Linked DNA regions of Mus musculus: all the other regions are linked to region 3. The links are chromatin loops, found by intact Hi-C in ENCODE. Cell type or tissue: heart. All regions are shown on one strand.

Region 1 (8,000 bases), 100 kb after region 3:
ACTACATGGCAGCACTGGCGCTCAGCAGGACTTGAACAAGTGTGACACGTATCCATGTGGCGGCACTGGTATATAGCGGGTTAGTCAATAGTCATGCCTGTAGCACCATACCACGTAGCCTCACAGGGGCACACCAAGCACACTAACTGGCATGCCTGTACCCACCACGTGGCATTGCTTGTATATTGCAGATGAGCCAAGAGGCTCATGTCACCACCACGAGGTATCACTGTGACTCAGAATGATGTATGATCAGGTCTTCCTATCTGGCCTGTGTTGGCCCTGTGACACGACAGATGTATGAACAGGCATGCTCCCATTGCCAGATGCGGTCACAGGGATGTTGTGTGTAATTTTAAAAACACGCAGGCTGGAGAGATGACTCAGTGGTTAAGAGCACTGACTGCTCTTCCGGAGATCCTGAGTTCAAATCCCAGCAACCACATGGTGGCTCACAATGAGATCTGATGCCCTCTTCTGGTATGTCTGAAGTCAGCTACAGTGTACTTAAATAAATAAATCTTTGGGCCAGAGCGAGCGGAGCTGGAGCGAGAAGGAAAAAAATTGAAAACAAACAAACAAATAAACAAGAAAATAAACAACCCCCCCCCCCCCCGTTACCTCCTTGCTCCATGCGTGGCCCATGCTCTGATGTCTCTGGGTTCCCCATTACTTCAACTTGATCACAACTACCCCCCACCCAGGGAAATCCAGGAACTGCTGTCTGCACTCCAATCACTTCCCTTTGGCTAGCTTCGCCAAGCCACCAGCTACCGCCCCAGCTCTTCTCTTTCTCCTGCCCACCTTAGAAGAAAACCACTAGACAGCTCCATTGTTTTAAAACTAGCCAGATCGCACTGCACATTTGTTGGACTTTTATTAGCTAACCTATTTTAGCCAACTGCCTGTGGTAGAGATCACCGTTTTCAGCCACCCAAGATCTTATGTGGTTGTAGCGTGCCTCCCGTGCCAAAACCTGCCGAAAAGCCCTCTCTTTCCCTGTGTCCCTTCTCTTCCTCTTGGGACCCGGAAATCACACCTTTTCCCCTTCGCCCAAGCAGGTGGCTCTCGCCTTCTTTATTGACCAAATCAAGAGTTAATTAGGAAACCTGAATTTAGTATCAGCTCCTACCCCTACACAGGGACACAGGCCCATGTGGCAGTGCCAGAACACAGCGGGCATGAGCAGGGCACACTCACTGCCACAAGGCATAGCTAGGATATGACAGGTATGTAAAAAGGCTTGTTTACATCATGTGACATTGCTGGGAGATGACAAGGGAGAACAGGCATCAGGTGACTGTGTTGGGCTACAGCAGAAACGAACAGGTGTGCCTTTGCTGCCACCCATCAGTACTGAGACAGGACGTGGGCACAGACCGGAATGTCTGTGCTGCCAAGCCCTGGGACCTGGCAGGCACACACAGGCACTTCCACACCACCATGTGGTGGCACTGAGACATGGCAGGCATACAGAAATGTGCCCATGGTGCTATGTGTCACTGCTGGAACTCGGCAGCAATGGTGATTATACACAGGGCTTTATGAGTCACTGCATGACAGTTCTGGGACACCGCTGAGGCAGGAACAGGCATGCTCTTGCCAACAGGTGGCTGCCTCCAGACATGGAAGGCCTATAGGCAGACATGCCCGCACCATCAGATGACACTGCTGAGACACAGCAGGTATACACATAGATTTGCTTGGACCACATGGCCTTGCTGGAAAATGGCAGGTGCTTGAACAGGTGTGCCCAGGCACCTCGTGGCAGAGCTAGGAGATGGTTGGCATGTAAACAGGTGCATCTAAGTGACAGGTGCATCACTTGGACCCGGCAGACAGATAAACACACACTCATGCTTTAATGTGGCAGCACTGGGACTTGATAGACGTGTGAACAGGACTACCTGTGCCACCACGTGTTGATGCCAGGATGTGCCAAGTGCATGAACAGGCATGCTCGCACCCCTAGGTGGAGGTCCTGGTGCACAGCTGCTGTGACCACGCATGCTCAAGCCACCAGGTATCAATGTTGGGAAATGGCAGGCCTCCAAACAGGCATGTCTATCCTACATGGTGATGCTGGGGCCCCACACGCATGGACAGGCAGGGCTGCATAGCCATTAGGCAGAGCTGGGAAATGGCAAGGATAATCAGGTGAACCCTCGATGTGGCAGTGCTAACACGTGCAGACGTAGGAATAGGGTTGTCTATCATGCCGCTTGGTGGGGTAGGGACTCAGCAGGAGCAAAAGCAGCCCTGCTGGTGCTGCCACACTTGGTTCTGGGATGTGGCAGGGGCATGGACACAAGCACGTCCACGGAACCACATGATAAAGTTAGGACACAGTGGGCAGGCACACAGGTATGTGTAGCCGTCCAGAGGCTTATGGTCGAGCTGGTTTCACCTGAAAGGGGGGCTGGAAATGAAAAGGAGGTGGTGAGGGGCAGTGAGAGAAGAATGAAGCCAAGCCAAGGCTCCAAGTTTAATATTCAGCACTGCATTTGTATAGGGAAAGCCCGCAGAACCCATCCTTTGTTTTGCAAAGCCAGGCGGTCTTGTGGCAGTCTCTTCTTCTAAGTTCCTGTGGGAACTTGCACGTGCAGCCAAGGCAGATGACTCCACCAAGGTCGATAAGGTCCATTGTGGCAAGCGTTCAAGGTCTGTTCAGCCTGCTCAAGGCCGGGAAGGCTACAGTATGCCTGCGCTGCTACGGGGTGTTATGGGGGCACAGCAGGTTTGTGAACAGGCTTGTTCATACTCTCACATGAGGCCCTGGGACACAGCAGGCACGAATAGGCTTTCCCACAAGTAGGCATGCTCACGCTCCACATGGTGGCACTGGGACAAGGCACACGGACAGGCCTGGTTATGCTGCTAAGTGGTGACCCTGCTATACAGCAGGGATGACTAGATGCTCTGAAGCTTCCCAGAGAGGCTGGGATGCCGTGGGCGTGTAAACAGATATGCCCACATTGCCAGGTGCAGGCCCTGTTTCATGTCAGGTGCATGCTCAAGCTACCACATAGCAGTGCTGAGACCCGACTGGCATACAAGGAGGCATGCCCTACTTATGTAGCAGCGCTGGGACACAATAGCTGTGAATGGGTGTGGCCACGCAGACGCTTAGCAGTGCTGGGAACTGACAGGCACTCTCAGGTGTGCCCTTGCTGCTCTGGAACATTAAAAGTGCAAACATCTGCACTGCCAGACGTTGCTGCTGTGATTTAAAGCGGGCATGTGAACAGGCAGACCTACACCGCCACAGTGTGGTGCAGGACATGGGTGTACAAACAGGTAAGCACACGCCTCGTGGCCCCGCAGACACAGCAAGCACATGAATGAGTGTGCCCACACTGCCACACACTGGCAGTTCTGAGCTGTGGCGGGCATGCAGATGTGTATGCCTGTGCCACCAGGTGGCAGAGATGAGACACACTTGATGTGAGAGCTGGCGTGCCTGTGGTCCCATGGGGTGATGTTGGAAAACGGCAGGTGTGTGAACAGATGTGGCCACTCCAACACCTGGTGGCACTGGACACCACAGATGTGCAAACAGGATTACCCATGCGGCCAGTGGCCGTGGGACTGGGTCCTTGCATGTGTACAAACAGATGTATGGCAGGCAGCACCGGGACACGGCAGGTGTGCTTGCTGACCCTCACCCCTGTTTCCCTGCTGATGTAGTAGATCTGGAGTCTCTCAATGCACGTTTCTAAGGACTTTCCAGGCAGCACTTGCTCTGGATAAGAGAACATACTTAGAAAGCTGTGGTTGAGAAGCCTGGATTCACAAAACAGTTTTCCGAGGCAAGGGACAGCACTGTTGTTTATCGAACTAGTAATTCAGGCTTCCGTGTTATTGATCAGCAGGCGATTTTCACACAGTTCAAGTGTAGTTGCCACTTTCTCTAAATTTAGAAACCACAGCCACTGAAGTGACTCTGACAAGTCACTGCTGTCAGAGGAGTTTAAAGCCTGTGAAAACCTGTTCACAAGGCAGCAGCGTTTGAACTGGACAGAGCTTGTTTCTTTGGTCATATCATGTCGGATGACGTTAGCTCACCCATTTCATCTAACCAACATTGATAATTTCACGTCCTTTAATGTGAAAATGACATTATTTAAAAATTTTAAAAATGTATTCTTTTCTTATATATTACACTTAGATCACAGTTTCCCCTCCCACCTCTCCTCCAAGGCCCCCCCCCCCAACCCCATCTGCTCTTCCTCTGTTTCTCTTTGGAAAAGGGCAGACCTCCTGTGGATATCAACCAAAGATGGCATATTAAGTTGCAGTAAGACTAGGCACCTCATGCCGTATTAAGGCTGGATGGGCAACCCAGTAGGAGGAAATGAAAAATACGACACTGTTTTTTTTAACAGCTTGTAGATACAGATGGCCAAATAATGACATTTCACTTTTAGTTATATTGAATATAAGAAGGGATTATTATTGACCTGGGCACAGTGGTAGATACATTAATAATCCCAGCACTTAGAGATGAAGGCAAGACCGTCATGAATTCAACCCCAGCCTGAACAACAGTGGGAAATTATCTCAAGAAAAAAATGCATTAAGAAAAAGTGTGTATTAGTTTAGTTAGAAAAGTGTTTATGGCGATAAAATGTGGTTTCTATGAGGTAACAAAGTGAATGTATTCTAAGTATTTCAGTCAAAAATCATCATTATCCAACATACCCTTGACTATAATAGGAATAATTGAATTGAACATTATGAGTCAGAAAGGAACCGGGATAGAGGAACAGAGAGATGGAGCACTTAACCAGAGGACCGAGCCAGGCTGACTCCATGATGGGATCCAAACTGGCAATTCAGGAGACTAGGACTAAGTTTCTGTTTCCTAGGATTGATCAAGCCAGTTCCTGGAAAAATCACTGCCTGCAGGCGGCCAATCAGGAACTGCCCCACCGCCTGGCCTGAGGCAAAAACAAGGAAGTCAGCAACACTTTTTAGCTGCCACCCCAACCCCAAATGGCTCTGGAAAGTCCCCAAAGCCCTAGCCAATCCTAGAGGCACCCATGCTCCTAGAGATAGAGTCAACCAATCAGGATAAAGGGCGCCTACCCCTCCCTGGAATTCCCCTAATCGGCTGTAAATTGAGCCTTAGAGCTCACCTCCAGGTCGCCACTTTTGGTGAATGGTAGACCCCATGCATGCTGGATTTCTGCAGAATAAACTCTTTTTGCTTTTGCATGCTATTCGAGTCTGAGGTATCATTCTTCTGCAATTCATGGCTCATATTACCTGCCTTGGGATGGTACTTGCCAAAGTGGGCTGGGCTACTACATCAATTAGCAATCATGTAAATGCCCCACATGTTTGGCCACGGGCTAGTCTGATGGAGGCAACCCCTCAGTTGAGGGTTCCACATATATCTAGGTGACAACCAAGATTAGTCATCACAATGAATCTTCCCCGTCCTCCCTCAAAAATCATAAGCTTATTTAAAACATTATGGTGTTATGTTGTGATTAAAATAAGTCCCTTGTAGAGTTTTGAACAGGAACTTTGCAGATGGCAACATTAGGTTACAACATTACAAAGCTGGACCCATCTGCAGGGATGGATATCAAGCAGATGTCTGGATGGCACCCAGCTTGTAGTAATGTTAGCAAAACTTCACGCTGTGCGGTTTTGTGCCATCCCACAGACGTTGACTGTGGTACCTGAGGACATAGAAGGGACCACGTTTGCGAATATGTTTGTGTTAAGGAGGTTGATATTTTTAGTGCAAGATGAATTACTTGCCAAATGACAAGCCACTGAATAATACTGTACCCAGAAAAGTGAACAGGAAGCAATATGGCTGCATTGCATAACTGCAGATTCAGTGAAGTATTGTGGATAAAATATCTAAAAGATTGTAGCTTAGAAGAAGCTTAGCAGTATAGGAAGCTTCAAATTTCATATTTCACAGAAACACTATAAGATAAGCAGAAGATGTCAGAATCAATTTCTTAGATTGCCAGAAGCTGCTGGAAATACAGATTTCTTTTAGTCTAGCAAACACCATTCTATTTCATTTTCAATCCCCTTAAAATTCTTTTAAATGTTAAAGACAGGCTTGATTCTGTTAGTGTTTCATGTGCTCATGTATTGAAATATGAAATAACAGAGAGCACCATCGATGTGTATAATTTAAGTATGTTAGTTAGAAAGAAGAGGGGAAGCTGGGCGTGGTGGTTGGTGCATGCCTTTAATCCAAGCACTTGGGAGCAGAGGCAGTGAGTTTCTGAGTTTGAGACCAGCCTGGTCTACTGAGTGAGTTCCAGTACAGCCAGGGCTATACAGAGAAACCCTGTCTCAAAAAAAAACAAAATGAATGAATGAATGAATAAATAAATAAATAAATAAATAAAGAAAAGAAAAGAAAAAGAAAAAGGAGAGGGGGAAAATTCCTAAACTCTTAAGTAAAAACGTTGTCCATACATGTAAAAAAAAAAAGAGAGATAAATTAAAGGTGATAAGTTATTAATGAGGATAGCCTAAATTCTGTAGAGAGAACCAAGTCTTAGAGTTAAAAAAAAAGGTGGGGGGAGGGTGTGAAGGAAATCTTGATAAGTCTGTGTAGTTAAACTTAAATTGTCGGCACAAATGCTTAAGTGAAAACCGAGGCAGAATACGTGGCTCTCTCACTTGAGTCTTTGAAGATAAAATGTCACAAAGTTCTCAGACAATAAGCCAGAGATATAAAAAACTAGAGGGCCGTGCATAGAGAATGCTTGAGTGAGCAAACATCACTAAATCGTTGCGTAGACCTCTCCAATTATAGCCTCCCCAGGCAGGGTCCTCTCATTCGCTTGAAGTTTCCTCTATGTTTGTTAAAAATGCCTCGAGCTTGAATTTTATATTTTTGCTTAAGGCAATAAGACTTATAGGAAGGGAGCAATGTGAAAGCTTAGCAAAATCACCAAATCCAGGACACCTCTGAATGCTTAGGACAGGATCCCCATCGGAGGGGGTGGGTGGAAAGGGGCGGAGCCTGTCTTGTTTCTAAATGGACTTGTTGGCAGGAGCCTGGGCTGGCAAGTTCAACCAGGAATCCAGAGTGTTTAGCAACAGATTGAAGATCAATGCAGATGAATGAAATAAGCATTTAGGGATTGAAATTTGGTTAGAACTGGCAGCTAAGGACATGGTTTTTCATCAGCAAACATTTTGGAAAAGCCACATTACAGATGGTGCGCTAGGGTCCCAGGCAAAATGACTGTGGCAGACCTCTGTCAGCGATCTTCAAACAACGCCTTGGGATAGAACACAGACTCCAAGTTGCATGCAACTGTTGGTATGGCACTGCAGTGTGAGACAAAGGCTTTTCTCCCTTCTCACTAGTGCACACTCACTTCAAAGTCTTAATTGATGTGTGGCAAGTGTCTGTCACATTTCATAGAAAAACACGTATCAGTCAGTGGAAGATGATACTGAAAGATGCCATCACTGTCTCAATGACATTGTTAGTTTTGAAATTTTATTTTAATAATAGTTGGGAAGTGCTATTTGGAGCTTTGTAGAAATATGTAGACAAGACCAATGTATCTCATTTCTACGTTATTTTTTAAAAAAGAGTAAAAGTTATCATAAATAATGAATGTATCCAAACACTTTTATAAAATGTCACTGAATGAACTAATTTGAAATGAACTAACTTCCTTGGTTTTCAGTCCCTGATATGTGAAGTTGATAACATGCTTATCTTTATAGAAATATTTCTTTACTAACTTGGGAATGTAACATAGACGTAAGTCGGTAGAATGTGCACACTCTAAGAATAAGTGATGGTCACATGATACCAAATGAGACTGGCTGACAGGTCATCAGTGTAAGACCAACGATGTGCACTCTAAGAAACATTAACCTGAAAAGAAGGATTGCCATTTCAGTAACTCAATTTTATATGAATATCATCAATTTCTGTGTAAAAGAAAAAACAGTTACTTTAGAGTTACATATGATGCTAAAATGTAATATTTGCAATT
Region 2 (8,000 bases), 84 kb after region 3:
GTGGCTATGCTGCCATTGGTTGGAACTGGACACAGTTCACATGGAACTCGGACACAACCCATCCTCAATTGATGCCCCTGGGTATCATGTGAGCATGTGTGCCCATGCCACCATGGTATGGTACTGGGACATGGTGTGTGTGAACAGGTGTGACCACAACACTACAGGCTGATGCTGGATCATGGTACACATGTAAGTATACATACATGTAAGTATGTGTCCCTATGTCGCTCATACTTTGTCACATTTGTTTGCACATGGCTTAGGTGTGAAATTATGGCCCATATGTTGTACTGGAACATGGCTAGTGTGTGAACATATGTTTGCCCATGGCCGTGTTGCTTCACTAGAACATAGCTCATGGATAAACACCTAAAATCATGTTACCATATGATGGAATGGGAACATGCTCAGATATGAACTTGCATAACTTTGCTACCACAGGACTGTGTTGGAATATAGCATGAAAACATGCACATCTGTGCCGCCACAGCATGTGTGTGAACACTCATGCCCATGTCCACATCTCCATGTGGTGGCACTGGAACATGGCACATGTATGAATGTGTGTGCCAATGCTGTGTTAGGATAGTGTTAGGATACTGCTCATGTGTGAACATATGTGAACACCCTGATGATCAATATCACTAGGAAATGGTTTGCATGTGAATATGTCCCCATACTGACACGTGATGGCACTGGGGACATGACTCATATATGAAAACTTTGGTCAGTGTTGGGACGTGACATGCATTTGAACATCCATGTTCATGGCCACCATAGGATGGTACCAGAATATATCACATGTGTTAGGCTATGGACATGGCACCCATGTTGCCATTGGCAGCACCAGAACACAGTACACATGTGAACACACATGGTAATGTTGCTATGTGGTGACACTGGGACATAACTTGCATGGGATCAGGTGTGACTATTCTACTACATCATAGTGCTGGACATAGGTGCATGGGAGCAGGTATGCCCATATGGCAAAGTGATGGCTCTGGAACATGGCCCATGTTAACAGGAATGCCCATACTACCATATGGTGGTGCTGGGACACACCATGTGTGTGAAGATGTGTGTTCATGCCACCATGTGGCAGTGCTGGCATATGGCATGCATATGAACAGCCATGTCCTCACCACCAAGTAATGGTATTGTGACATGGTATGTAAAACCATTGCATGAGGCACTAGGACATGGTATCCATGGGAACGTGATGCCCACATCTCCAAGTGAGGGTGCTGGAACATGGCATACATGTGAATATGTGAGCCCATGCAGCCTTATGATGCTTCTGTGACATGGATCCTGTGTGAACACACATGCCCACAGTGCCCATGTGATGGTACTAGTGTATGGCTGATGTGTGACCGTGAACAAACATGCTATGGGAAGGTGCTGGGACCTAGCTGATGTGTGAATTCATATTCCCATGCTGCCATGGGGAAGTATGTGATCACAACTTGCATGTGAATAGATCTATCCATGCATGACAGTCTGGGTGTGATACTCATTATAATAGGTATGCTCGTATACATGGGTTGGTGCTGGGGTATAACATGTATGTGAATAGACACGTCTATGTCATTATGAGATGGTTCCGGGACATGGCCTGCATGAGAACAGGTGAGCCCATGCCTCAGTATGATGTCACTGGAACTCTGCTCATGTAGGAACACATGTGACCACACCACTACAAGACAGCACTGGGACACGGCTTGTGTGTGAACACATATACCTATCCTGCCAGAGGACAGTGCCATGATATGATCATGTGTGATCTGGTATGTCCATGCTACTACTGGACAGTGCTGGGGCATGACCATCATGTGAACACATGCCCACACCACCATGAGAGGGGGCTGGGTCATGGTATGTATGTGAATAGGCATGCCTACACCAACATGGCAGTGCTGGGGTATAGATGTGTGCTAACATGTGTGTTCATGCCCACAGGACAGACTTGGGCACAAAATATGTGTGAACAGATACGTCTATGCCACCATAGCATGGTGCTAGGGCACAGCTCATGTGAGAACACATGAGTCAATGCCACCAGGGCATGCAGCTGAGACAGGAGTTGTGTGCAAACAGGTGTACCCCCAACCCCCGCCGCCACAGGACAGTGTTGGGACATGACTCACATGTGAACCAGCATGGAAACACAGCCAGGATTTGATGCTCAGATGTATCTCAGGTATGATCATATGTGCTCACACTGCTGGTTGTGCAGCATGGGCAGGTGGGGGCACACAGGATCGGTACATACTTGCATGTGAACAGGCATACCCACACCACGACACAACAGTGCTGGGACATGGCTTTTGTGTGAACACATGTACCCATGCTGCCACATGACTGAGAGCTTGGACAAGAATCACTTACTGACACATGTGCTCACACTGCTGTGGGTCGGTGATGGGACACAGCTGATGTGTGGACATGGATAGCTACATCACCACAGTATTATGATGGGACGTGACAGATTTGATGGTGCTAGAGAACACAGCATGGCAGAGGCAGGCATGACCACATTATCATGTGGTGGCCTCGGGTCATGGTGTGTGCAGAAGTAAAAATGCAAATACAGCCACCTGGTGGTGCTGGCACACAGCACATGCAGGAGTAGGCTTGTCCACACTGCTACTCAGTGGTCCTGGGAAACAGGCATGCCCACACCACTAAATGCCAGCACCAGAACAAGGCATATATGTGTGGGAACAGGAGTACCTAAGTTACCAGATGGTGTGGAAACATGGCTTCTGTTTGAAAAGGCTTACCATGGCTGCCACGGGATGGTCCCGAGACATGGCACATTGTGAACATGTGCCCATGGGACAGCACTCTGACAGGGTATGTGCGAGAACAGATATGTCCACACCACTGCATGACGGTCCTGGGACAGGGTATACAGGTGGACAAGCATGCTCATACCACATGAGGGTTTGGGGCAGAGTGTGTACGTGAACGAGGAGGGCACATGCCACCACATGATAGCACTGGACTATGGCATGCCTGGGACAGGCAGTCCACAATACTATCTGTTGTCACTGGAATGTGGCACTTGTGTGATATGCATCCAGTGTCAGCATGAGAATAGGCCATGTGGTAGTACTGGAATATGGCATATTTAGGGCAGGTGGTCCCGTGCCACCACATTATGACACTTGGACAGGGCATGTGTGGAAGCATAGGCACTCTGCTTCCGAATTGTGAGGCCGGGACACGGGACACATGTGAACACACCACCAGGTGCCTGGGCTGGTCACAGCAGGTGTGCAAACAGGTGAGTCAGGGCCCAGCACACAGCAGCTGTAGGACACGGGAGGCACACTCAAAAGTGAGCTCTGTCCTATGGCAGGTGTACTGTGGGCCTGAGCAGGCATGCCTGCACCACCAGGTAGCAGTGATAGGATCCATCGGGTGCAGAGACAGGTGAGCCCATGCCTCCATGTGGTGGCTCTGGGACATAGCAGTCTTGTAAACAGGCATGCATGCATCAGCACATGGCAGTACGGGGGCACTGCAGGTGCCCAAACAGCACTAGGACATGGAACACGAGGAAACTGGGAAGGTGTATGCTTGTGTTTCTACATGAGCCAAATTCCAGCGCCATCCTACTGAGGCATGAGCTCACATGTTCTCATGCAGGCCATGTCTCTGCACCACCTGATAATGACACAGACCTGTCTGTTCACATACATGTTGTGCCATCCCATGTGTATGAGCATACCTATTAATGAGTGCCATGCCCAGGCTGTTATGCATGGATAAATCTATTCACATGCAAGCTGTGACCCCATGCTTTCCTGTGGCAGCATGGGCATGTGTATGCATGCCACTACTTGATAGTGCTGGAGTACAGCATGTATGGGAACGAGTGTGGCCATGCTACACACGATGGCCCTGAGCCACCCATGTGTGTAAATAGGTGTGCTCATGTCACCCATGTGATGGTGTTGGGACATGACATGAGTACAAATAGGTATGTCCAAGTTGTCACATGATGGAGCTATGACAAGCATGTGTGTCAATAGTTGTGCCCACCCAACTATGTGGTGGTCCTGGGACACATGACCCGGATATGCACAGGTGTGCCTATACCATCATAGCATGACCCTTTGACACTGCACACCTCTGGATAGGTGTGTCCAGGTTGCCACATGTTGGTTTAGAGATACTGATGTGTGGAAATGCATGCCAATACCATCAGGGGACATTGCTGGGATGCGGCTTGCATGTGAACATGTGTGCCCACACCCATCACCCTGAGACAATGCTGGGAAATGGCACAAGTGTTTACATGTGCCCACACTGCCACAGAATGGTGGTGGGACTTAGCACACATATGAACAGGTGAGCCCAGGTGCCATGCCATGTGGTCGTCCTAGGACATAGCTGGAGTGTCCACGGGCATACCCGGGCAACACATGGTGGTTCTGGGATACATCAGGGGTGCAAACGGACCTGCCTACACTTCCACACTGTGAGACTGGGACTTGGCATGGGTATGAACAGGTACGGCCATGCCACCAGATGCCTGTGCTGGGTATACAGCAGGCGTGCAAAGGTGAGCCATCACTGATCTCTGACTGCACTGGGAGATGGCACAGGAGCAAACAAGTGTGGTCACGCTGTCGTGTTACAGTGCTGGGACTTCATAGAGTACAAGCAGGCCTGCCCATCCTGCAACATGTAGGTGACGGGAAATAGCTGGAACACAGAAGGCACAGAGGCTGAGCTGACATGGGACAGTCAGGGACACGGCAGGTATGTGAACAGCCATGCTGCACTGACACACTGCAGCCCTGTTCATGGCAGTCATGAAAACAGGCACTCCCAGGCAGCACATGGCAGTACTGGGGCATGGTAGGTGCACACACAGTCATGCCTGTGCCACCAAGTGGTGGCTCTAAGGAACAGCATGTGTATGTTGGTTGCACTGGGACTTTGGCCAATGTGCAAACAGGCTTGCTTTTAGCTACTCCATAGAGACCCTGGGAAATAGTGTGTGAGAACTGGCACACCCAGGCCTCATATGTTGGTGCAGGATGTAGCAAGTATGTGGATGGTTTTGCCTCTGCTTCCACAATGCAGCATTGGGACGCAGTATGTGTGCCTCGTGCATGGGCACCTGTGCCACAGGTACTGGCACTGGGATACAACACAGGTGTGAACAGATGTGACTGTGCCAACACATGGTGGCACTGAGACTTGGCTGACTTACAGATGGGCCCACCCATACCACCGTGTATTGATGCCAGGACACTACAGGTGTGGAAACAGGTGTGTCAGTGCTGCCAGGAGGTGGCATCAGGACATGACAGGTGTGAGTAGGTGTGCCCATGCTGCACCGCATGATGTCCTTGGTCAGGGCATGTGCGCAAGCAGGAGTGCCCACACAGCCACCTGGCACCTCTAGGTCATAGCATGCCAGAGATCAGGCACATGCACACTAATAAGTGATGGCACCAGGACATGGCATGTGTATGGACATGTGTGCCCAAGCTGCCATATGATTGATCTAGGCCATGCCACATGTGTCACCAGGCATACACATTCTGACAGGAGATTACTCTGGGGCATGGCATATGTGTGAACATGGATGCCCACAACATCATGTGACAATGCTGGGATATCACATATGTGCACATGTATTGCCTGTGCCATCCCACAATGGTGCTGGCACATGGCACACATGTGAACACACATTCCATGCCATTGTTGGATGGCATGGGCATGTAGATGCAAGTCCTATGTTGCCATGTGAAATGCATGGTAATACATGTGACCATGCTATCATGTGGTAGTTCTAGAATATATCATGCATAGGAGCAGGCGTACCCACACCAACATATGTCAGTGCTAGAACATAACACACGTGGGAGCAGGTGCCCCCATGCCAATGTGTCAGCACTTGGATATGACATATGTCAGAGCAAGCATGCTTACACATCACATGGTCATGATAGGGTACAGGGACACTTGTCATGTGGCATTGCTTTAACATGGTAAGTATTGGAACAGGCATACACATAACAACATATGACTGAGCTGGGACATGGCGTATGTGGGAACAGCTGTGCACATGCAACATGTGTTGGCATTGGGACATGGTACACATGGGAATTGTGTACCCACCCAGTCTATGGCAGCACTGGGACATGGTAGACATGGAAGCAAGCATGCCCATGATCATGTGGCAGCACTGGGACATGGTAGACAAGGGAACAGACATGTGCACACTGCTAAGTGGTAGTGCTGGAACACAGCAGGGGTCCATACCTCCATGTTTTGGTATTGAGTAAGTGGCACATGAGTGAACAAGCAAACCTAGACTGTCACATATTGACATACATCTGCATGTATGTGAGCTGGCAAGCCGAGGCTGCCATGTCTTGGTTCTGGAACATGGCAGGTGTGCAAACCTGGTGGCACTGGGATAAAACAGGTGTGCGAACAGGAATGCCTGAGCTTCTGCATTGTGAGGCTGGGACATGGGACATGTGTGAACACACCACCAGGTGCCTGGTCTGGGCACAGCAGGTGTACAAACAGATGAGTCAGGGCCCAGCACACAGCAGCTGTAGGACACTGGAGGCACACTCAAAAGTGAGCTCTGTCCTATGGCAGGTGTACTGTGGGCATGAGCAGGCATGCCTGCACCACCAGGTAGCAGTGATAGGACCCATCAGGTGCAGAGACAGGTGAGCCCATGCCTCCATGTGGTGGCTCTGGGACATAGCAGGCTTGTAAACAGGCATGCACAAGGTAGTACGGGGGCACTGCAGGTGCCCAAACAAGTATGCCTGTATTGCCAGATAGTTTGGGACACACAGGAGTACCAACAGGTAGTCTAGCGCCACCACGTGGAATTCAACGGATGCATGAACAGCTTTGCCCACGCCACCACATTTTGGCACTGGAGCACAGTAGCTGTGTGAACAAACACGTTTGCAAAGCCAGGTGGCCACACTGGGATACAACAGGAGCACACAAGTGTGCCTGCACTGCCACATGGTGGTACTGGACCACAGCAGATGTGAACAAGCATGCACAAACTGCCACAAAGGTGCAAGCAGGCAATGCTGGGACATGATAAGCGAGTGACTGGCCATGCCTGTGCCACCACATGGCATGGCTGGGATAGGACAGCCACACAAACAGCCGTTTGTGGCGTTGCTGAGACACAGCAAGCATGCAAACATATGAGCTTGTGCTGCTGTGCTGGCAGCACTGTGACACAGTAGCTGTGAACAGGTGTGTCTGGGCCACCCGGAAGTAGTGATAGAGGTACGGCAGGTGTGCAAACAGGCAAGCCAGTGGCACTGGGTGGTGGCACTGGGACACAGTGGGCACACACTCGGACATACTTGCGCCACCGTGTGGCACAGACCTGACACACCCACGCACCACATGGTGGACGTGCACACAGACCTGTGCCACCACGTGCTGGCACTAGGGCCTCTTCAGGTTCCCAGACGTGTTCTGTGACATTGCATGGTGGCTGTGGATTTGGCCCTTGTGTAAACAGTTAATATACACGCCACCACATGTCACCACTGGGATAGGGGATGTATGTAAACAGGCATGTACCTACCACATGGTTGGATATGGCAGAAAACCAAACACATCCGTCCCTGTGGCCATGAGGCAGTGCTGTGACATAGCATATGCAAATAAGCATGTCTGTGCCGCTACAAAGCAGTGACAGGACATGGCAAGCGTACAAACAAGCACACATGTGCTGCCAGGTTCTGGGACACACACTTGTACACATGTGTACAAATGTACTCGTGCTACCAAATGGCAGCACTGGACAGGGTAGGCAGGTAAACAGATATGCCTGTTCCATGACATGCCATCTCTGGGATATGGCAGACATGTGATGGCACGCATGCGAAGATGTATGCCTGTGCCCCACTTGGAATGATGAGAGATGGCCGGCATGCTCGCACCACCAGGCAGCACTGCTGAAACACAGCAGACAC
Region 3 (8,000 bases):
GAACTATATATAACCTTATTTCACACACACACACTCCACACAAAACTTAACTCCAAATGGTCCAAGGGCTATAAACGAAAGACCTGATACACTGAATCTGACAGAAAGGGCTATCCTTGAACTCACGGGCACAGGACACTGACTGTGCAGACATTCAGACCAATCATTAAGAAATGGGACCTCATGCAACTACAAAGCTTCTATACTGCCAAGAAAACCACTATTCAAGTAAAGGAGCAGTCTATAGAATTGGGAAAAATTACTCACTAGCTATACCAGTCATAGCTAAACTATACAGAGAACCCCCCCCCCCAAAAAAAAACCTCAAGAAGACAATCCAGGTTTAAAAAATGAAGCCAGGAACTAATCAGGGAGTTCTCAAAAGATGAGATACAAATGGCCGAGAAGTATTTTAAAACACTTTCAAGATCCTAGGCTATTGGGAAATGCATATTAAGATTACCTTGGGATTTCAACTTACTCCCGTCATGATGGCTAAGAGAGAGAAAATAAAAACGATGATGATGAATGTTAGTGTGGATGTAAGGCTGGTAGGAGTACAAACTGGGTGCAGCCACTATGGAAATCAGTGTGGCCGTTCCCTAGAAGGCTAGAAATAGATATACCATACAATCTGGCTCTATATTACTCTTAGGCACATACCCAAAGGACTCTGCATCCTACCATAGAAACAACTGACCATATGTGTTCTTTGCTGATTTTTTTCACAATGGCCAGCAAACAGAAACAACCTACACCCCCATAAACCAATGAGTGGATAATGAAAACATGCTTTGTTTATACAACAGAACAGTATTTGGCTTTTAAAATAACCAAAATTGGGTCTGAAGAGTTCGCCCAGTGATTACAAATACTTGTGGCTCTTGCAGAGGACCAGGGTTCGATTCTCAGCATCCACATGGTGGTTCCAGTTCCAGGGAATCCAATGCTCTCTTCTGACTTCTTTGGGCATCATCTATACATGTGACACACACACAAGCAAGCAAAACACCCATACACATAAAATAAATATATTTTAAGAAAACTGAAATGGTCTTCTTATGTCTAAAACCCACCTTCCTTCTTTAGAGTTGGCTTCTTAAAGCATGACATCATCCAAGCCCTGTCACTCCTGCTGAGTGATCACCAGACCCTCTGCCGGGAGAATCTACACCAGGCATACAAGCATCTGGCACAGTTGCCTAAAGGTAGAGTTGTGTCGCACATGGGATCTGGTAGACGACTGTCTGCAGTCTTCTGCTTTTGCTCAGTTTGTGCCAGGCCTTAGGTCAAAGCCTTCAGTACGTTTTAAAAAATGACCTTGGAGTGGGACATGGGTGCAGGCTGTACCCCCAACTCCTCCAGAGGCTGAGCAGAGAGGAAGATCAGAATGGATATCAGAGTAAGACTTTGTTTCAAATCTGTAGCAGCAGCAGTAGCAGCAACAAAGTTACATTTTTGTTAAGATATGACAAAAAAAATTTTGGGGCGGGGGAGGAAGGTGTTATCTCGGAGACAGGGTTTCCCTGTGTAGTCATGGCTGTCTCGGGGACTCTCTCTGTACACCAGGCTAGCTTCAAGCTCGGAGATCCTCCTGCCTCTGCCTCCCAAGTACTGATGTGTTTTTACAAAGTTGGGAGTGTAGCTCAGAAGTAGGATAAAGACCCTGAATTCTATCCTATCATCCATCTCCAATAATGCAAATAAGTCAATGTTTTTGGTTAACTTCTAATAAATAAACACAAAGAAGAACCCTGCAGCCTGTTCCCACGACTCCAAGGCTTTCCAGTGGCTCTAGACCGGATTCTCTTCCTCAGGATGACCCCCTTCTGAGGTTATGTGCTGGGTTGTTCGGTACTTTTTCGTTTGGGGGATACTGGTATTAAACCCAGGCATTCCCATGTGCTGACTGATAACTCCACCACAGAGCATACATTCCCAGCATAGTCTATGATTCTTAAAGCTTCCTGAAAACGGGAATATCTAGTCTATACTATTCCAAAGATTTTACACGCTTTCAGTTAGTGTTTCATTTCTGAATCAAAAGTGAATTTTGGAGGTTCCGACTTGCATGAAGTGAGCATTAGAGCTCACCTATTCTGCTGCCGAGGGACATCTGATTGTACGAACCCACTTAAGGGATAGATAAAGTCCAAGTACCCCCTGGATCTCTTCCCACACCTCACCCTTCCTCATGGTCTACCCTGATATATTAACAATTTGGTTACTATAACCTTACAACATGTACAAAGATTTTTACCATATACACAGTATATAAAAATGTATAATGTTGTTTTGCATTTTAAATCTGTGTTAAGTGGGTCTTGCTGGATGTATCCTTGGCAGCTTAAAAGTACCCCAAGAAGTAATATTATATGTTTAAAAATTATTATTATATTTCTGATGTAAATCTTCACAAAGCACCACAGCTGATGATGGTGATGATAATGATGATGATGATGAAGATGCTGCTGCTGGTGTGTGTGTGTGTGTGTGTGTGTGTGTGTGTGTGTGTTATGACTTATGTGTGGCTGGCAGGCAGAAGGCAACTTTTGAACTTTGAGGAGTTGCTTCTTGCCTTCCACCTTGCTGAGGTAAGATCTGGTTTGCTCCTGCTGCTTGCTGTCCTGCATACTCCAGGCTTGCTGGCCCATGGGCTTCTGAGTAATTCTGGTTCCCCCATTTTTGCCTTAGGAATACTTAGATTACAGATTCTTGCTACTGCATTCGCTTTTTGAAAAAACATGATTCCAGAGATAAAATTTAGGTGACGAGGATTGTGTGGCAAGTGCTTTTACCTTGTAGAGCCACCTCACTGGCCCTAATATTACAACTTTGAGAGACGTATACACGTTGAATCAAATGCCATTCACATGTTTCCATGCTAGCTCTTTCCACTTCCAGGCTGCACAGGGAAAGAGTAGTGGACATTTCTGCACAGACTTACCTGGTACACAAGAGGGATTCCCCTAGAGTCTGCCGGTGAAGGTGATGTTGGCCTCACGTCTTGGTTAGGGCTTTACTGCTGTGAAGAGATACCATGACCAAAGCAACTCTTGTAAAGGACAACATTTAATTAGGGCTGGCTTACAGGTTCACAGGTTTAGTCCATTTTCATCATGGTAGGAACATGGCAGCGTCCAGGCAGGCATGGAGCTGGAGAAGGAGGTGAACGTTCTGTATCTTGATCCTAAGACAGCAGGAGACTGTTTTCTATAGGTGTGTGTGTGGGGGGGGGGGGGGCTCTGTTCCGCCCTGGACTGAGCTTGAGCCTAGGACCTCAAACCCCACCCCCACACTGACTCACTTCCTCCAACAAGGCCACACCCACTCAAACCAAGCCACACCTCCTAATGGTGCCACTTTGCACGGGCCAAGCATATTCAAGCCACCACACCTCAGATGCACACCTGCTTCACTGTTGCAGGCTATCAGAACTGCTTCCTAGCCTGCCCTTCCCCAGCTAGCGCCATCCTGTCAGCTAACCCAATGGTATGCTCTGGAAGCTCACTGTTGTATGGTGTTGTCCACGGGCACGACCAGTGAGAACGAATCAGCATTACCCCTGGCTCCTCTCTGTCCAGTGCCTCTGGGGGAGCTGGGACCCACTTTGCCAGTACATTCCTTTTCTACTCAACTGCCAACTTGATGAGCTCTAGAATCACCTGGATTCTAGGATCTAGAAGATGGGCTCTGGGCATGCGTGTGAGGGACTATCTTGGGTACGTTCTTTGGGGCCGGAAGACCCACTCACTGTGTGTGGTATCAAGCCCTAGGCTGCTGAGCTGGGATCCAGACGAGAAAGAGAAAGTGTGCTTGGATTATACGTATTGTTTACTCCCTGCTCTCTGTGAGCATGAACGCGGCAAATGCCTCAAGCCCCTTCTGCCGAGCCTTCCCTATAACGAACGACTCTGGGGTCCGTGACCAAATAAACCCTTCCGTCCCGAGACAGCTTTTTGTTTTGTTTTGTTTTTTGTTTTGTTTTGTTTTTAATGAGATAGGTAAGCGTCTCCTTATTTATTCAGTTGGCCCTAAAGTTCTTCACTTGGAAGTTGGTCTCACCAGCTTTGCCTTTGTGTTTCCCCCCTGAGGTAGGGATCGCTAGAGAAGACAGTCCCACTTATCCTGAGCTCCTGAAGACGTTCTGCCGTGTCTCCTAGGAAACAGCCTTACTTTTCCTGAGCAGCTGGCGAAGGTTGTACCCACAATAGAGCTTTGCCCATCTTCCTTCTAGACCTTGCTGCCAATCAATACTACCAGGGTTCTGAAAAGTGTCCTGGGTTCTCCCGGATGCTCCCCATCTTCCTGTAGAACTCAAACGACACAGGGAGTCTGCTGGGCTGACAAGCCCAACCGACACAAGCCTTTCTGAAGACCTCAGTGTGAGCCATTTGCCTTGATGGGTGCTGATCACTGCGGGTGAGGTCCCCAGAAGGCAGGCCAGGGAAGCCTGGTGGAGAGATTGGCATCAGGGGCTTGGGTAATGATGGGTAAGTTGTCAGAGGAAGGGAGGCAGTGTGGTCCGTGCCTGGGGAGGTGCATGCACCTTGGGACCACTCGGGTGCTGTCTGTGGCTTTTGGGTTCAGTGGTGTGGCTGTACCTCACAGTGTCCTAGCTGGGCTTTGGATGGGGCGTGGATTTCTTCTTCAAACGTCCCTCTTATCAGTATGTGACGTTGGGCAGTTGCTAGTTGGTGGGAACCTGACTTGCTAGCTTGCAGCATATATTATGGGGCTTCCTTGTCAATGGCAGCATTTAGAAGTTCTTTGTTTTGTTAATTGCATCTCCCATGGCATTGCCTCCGGACTACCTTGAGTGTAGTTAATATTGTTTAACTGGTGGATGTACTCGGCAAAGGTCTTTCCTTCTGAATCCTTGCCGCTACCAAGGTCTGAGTTGTTCCCAGAATAACCAGCAGGGGGTGCAGCAGGACTAGGGCCTGGGCCCGTCTCATGCCCTAAGGGGTTGTTGCCCTATTAAGCGAGGAGAAACCAAAACAGAATAGGTAAATGCCACAGAGGGGCTGCTGGGCCACGTTCCCTAGAAACTAGTGGCCTTGATTGCCCACCCAGGATCCTCTTCTGTGTCAGGCACTGGCTGGGTATTTGGGTGAGTTTGGGCCTGGTCCATTTTCATGTAACTCCCTCCGGTTGTGCCAGGCTCTCAGACCCTGGCCTAGATGTAGTGGTGGTAGTATAACTTACCGCAGTGATCTGGCTCCAATGTGGGATGCCCGGACTTGGGTCAAGGCCCTGACTGATCAGACGTAATCACAAACCATTCCCCAGCTTTGCAGCATCTTTCTATCCCAGTGCGGGGCCTGGGTACCACAAGAAGATGTCTTGAATGTGGTTTTGAACCTGGCCAGCTTGAGATGCTGCAGAGAGCTGCCCTGGAGTCATACTGTCTGGGCTTGACTGGGGTCTGGGCAGCTGTTGTCACAGGGGGATGAACCTGCTGGGACTGGTCGTTCCCTGAAGTGATGGACTGATGGAGAAACTTTCCCTTCAATGGACAGCTTAGCCCCAGGCAGGCGACATACTCCTGCATCTGACGCTATACCTATGTCTGTTGCTGGATATTTAATCACACTGTGGACCCCAAGATTGTGAACTGGAAAATCCTCATGGTGTGGTTCAACCCAGAGCACACACCTTCAACCCAAGAGCTTTCTGTTGACTGTAAATAGGTAGTGGTGTGGCTCAGCCCTAGCACAAACCTTTCATCCAAGAGCTTTCTGTAAGCAAGAGCTAAATAAAGTTAACAACAGGTCAAGAGGCTGAGCAAGTTGACAACCGGCCAACCGGTTAACAGGGAGTGGAATAAGTAAACCCAGAGAAGAGAAAGGAGGGTCTTAGGAGTTGAAGGATATTTAAGACAGGGAGGAGGAGGGGGAGGAGGAGAAGGAGGAGGAGGGGGGGGAGGAGGAGGAGGAGGAGGAGGAGGGGGAGGAGGAGGAGGAGGAGAAGAGGAGCTTTTCTTTTTCTGGGATGCCAGTGGAGTAGGAAGGTCAGCTGGGTGCTTTCTCTGCCTCTCTGAGCTAGCAGGCTTTCATCCCAGCATCTGGCTCCCGAGTCTTCACTGGCAAAATTGAATGGCAGGAATTCTTGTTTTGAAAATGGCATGTGTCCTTAGCCCGACAGCCCAAGTTGCTCCTATCCCTGACCTTTAAGATAATGCCTGACAACAAGGATCTATTTATTTCCCTGTTATCAGAGTTTCTGGGTACCCCCTTTCTCTCCACTCTTACCCCCTTCCCCCGGCACCTCCAGTGGGATAGAGCCTTTTCCTGTCCATCCCTATCAGGACTGACCAGGGTCCCAGAACTTACCCTCACTGTTTCTCTTAGGAGAAGCTGGCTTAATCAGCTCTTTTTCATTAGGTTTGTATGGTATCTCCGGGGTTCAAAATAGCCTATTACCAATGGAATTACCACAGGGATGGGGGCCTCTGGGAGCATACTCAAAGCTATGCTTGGCTGGCAGCTGGAGTGGGAACTATCCCCGTCCTGAGGCTCCTTGTTAGGCCTCTACTGGTGAGATGAGTCCCTCAGGGTGCCACCCAGCCGTTGGAGGCTGCTTATCCTCTTATCGTCATAGTGTAGTGTTGCTACCCCTGCCTCCCCATGACATTCGTCCCTGTGCCAGCTGGGCACACACTCTGCCCATTTGTCCTGGATGTCTAGTATTTTCTCTAGGGCCTAGACAGACTACACACAATCCTTCCTTGCTGTAGACTAGCCAAGTCATTTGCCATGCTGCTTGTCCCCGTTGGGGTCTCTGATATTTTGGGAGTGTGTGCACATAGGCAATGTGTGTGTGCGCGCGAGCGTGCATGTGTGGTGTAGGCAACAGATAACCTTAAATGTTAGTCCTTGGGCGTTGTCCACTTGGTTTTGTTTTGTTTTTGTTTTTTTGGTGTGTGTGGGGGGTCGGGGCAGGGGATTTTACTGGAATATAGGCAAGGCTGACTGGCCAGTAAGCACCATGGATTTGAACCCTTGTCAGTTTCCACCTCTCCAGCACTGGGATTTCGAACCCACACCATGATGCCCAGCTTCTCACGCCAGTGCTGGGAACCGAACCCTGATCTTCACGCTTGAGCAGCAAGCACTCTGCCTACTGAGCCAACGTCCCACGCCCTTTTGTTTCCCCTTTTGTAAAGCAAAATCAACGGTCATAGCATCTTAGGAGTGCGTTGCGGAGCACTGCTGTCGAGGGCCGCCACCATCGAGGATGCCCTGCATCAGTGACCGTACAAGCCACTGAGGAAGGTGGTGATCCCCGATGGCGATGTGTCTTGGGAGGGAGGCTAGACAGTGCCAGCAGAGCATCGGCGAGCCCCTTCGGTGGTTCCTGTCACCAGCTTCTCACTTAATTTCCTTTGGAAGACAGGTTGCCAATTTCCCTGCTAAAGCTGGACATCGGTATTTACCCTGTAGGCCTCCCCTGGGCCTCTTAGGTCAGCCTGTGCCCTTAGGAGGAAGGAGATGGGTCAGACGGTTCCTCACCGATGAATCAGTGGAAACTGCTATATTATATGAACTCGAATTAATGGAATCTGCTTATGCTGCCCTGTGAATGGGCGAGTGTAGGGAGGTGAGCTAGGGAGGGAATAAAGCATCTACACAGGCTGAGATGGGTTTAAGCTTGATCCTGGGGGATGGACATACTGAGGACTGTGAGGATGGAGAGCAGGAGGGAAGGAAGGACAGACTGCCGCAGGTGAGCTACAGTGGATAGGCAGCGAGCTCAGCACCAAACTCAGAACGGGAGTCTGAGGAGGATATGACGGTTGATCTCGACTGTGAACTTGACAGAATCCAGGCTCTTAGGAGATGAGAATCTGAGCATGCTCACTAAGGGTCTGTATGGTTTGGGCATGCTCATTGAGGGTCGGTATAGTCTGAGCATGCTCCCTGGGTGTATGGGTTAGCCTAGCCACTGGACAAGCCTGTGAAAGATTGGGTAAATTGGAGAGGGACGACCCATCTTGA

The links. A loop is a pair of places that touch in the nucleus more often than their neighbours do. Peaks named below come from ENCODE experiments on the same cell type or tissue, not always from the same donor. Only the 100,000 strongest peaks of a DNase experiment are listed, where the experiment ranks them.
Region 1: a loop joins it to region 3, with 3 times the contacts of the local background. A loop is called at or near these places in 30 of 42 quality-filtered maps.
Region 2: a loop joins it to region 3, with 6 times the contacts of the local background. A loop is called at or near these places in 34 of 42 quality-filtered maps.

The regions. Positions count from the first base shown.
Region 1 is chr10:74,916,478-74,924,477 of GRCm38, reverse strand. No RefSeq gene overlaps it. Among named protein-coding and RNA genes, the nearest start is that of Gnaz, 47 kb to the left of the region's middle. In heart, CTCF peaks have their summits at 1,443 and 3,396 (motif pointing right); no DNase peak of the experiment used is centred here; H3K27me3 peaks cover 1,593 bases.
Region 2 is chr10:74,934,090-74,942,089 of GRCm38, reverse strand. No RefSeq gene overlaps it. Among named protein-coding and RNA genes, the nearest start is that of Gnaz, 29 kb to the left of the region's middle. In heart, CTCF peaks have their summits at 2,616, 4,915 (motif pointing left) and 6,879 (motif pointing left); no DNase peak of the experiment used is centred here; H3K27me3 peaks cover 320 bases.
Region 3 is chr10:75,018,254-75,026,253 of GRCm38, reverse strand. It overlaps Rsph14 (radial spoke head homolog 14 (Chlamydomonas)), which reads left to right. Exons shown (of 7, transcript NM_001163535.1): 4 at 1,090-1,208. It overlaps Gm40692 (a long non-coding RNA gene), which reads right to left and starts at 3,053. Exons shown (of 4, transcript XR_003948909.1): 1 at 2,948-3,053; 2 at 1,077-1,368. In heart, a CTCF peak has its summit at 4,919 (motif pointing right); no DNase peak of the experiment used is centred here; H3K27me3 peaks cover 501 bases.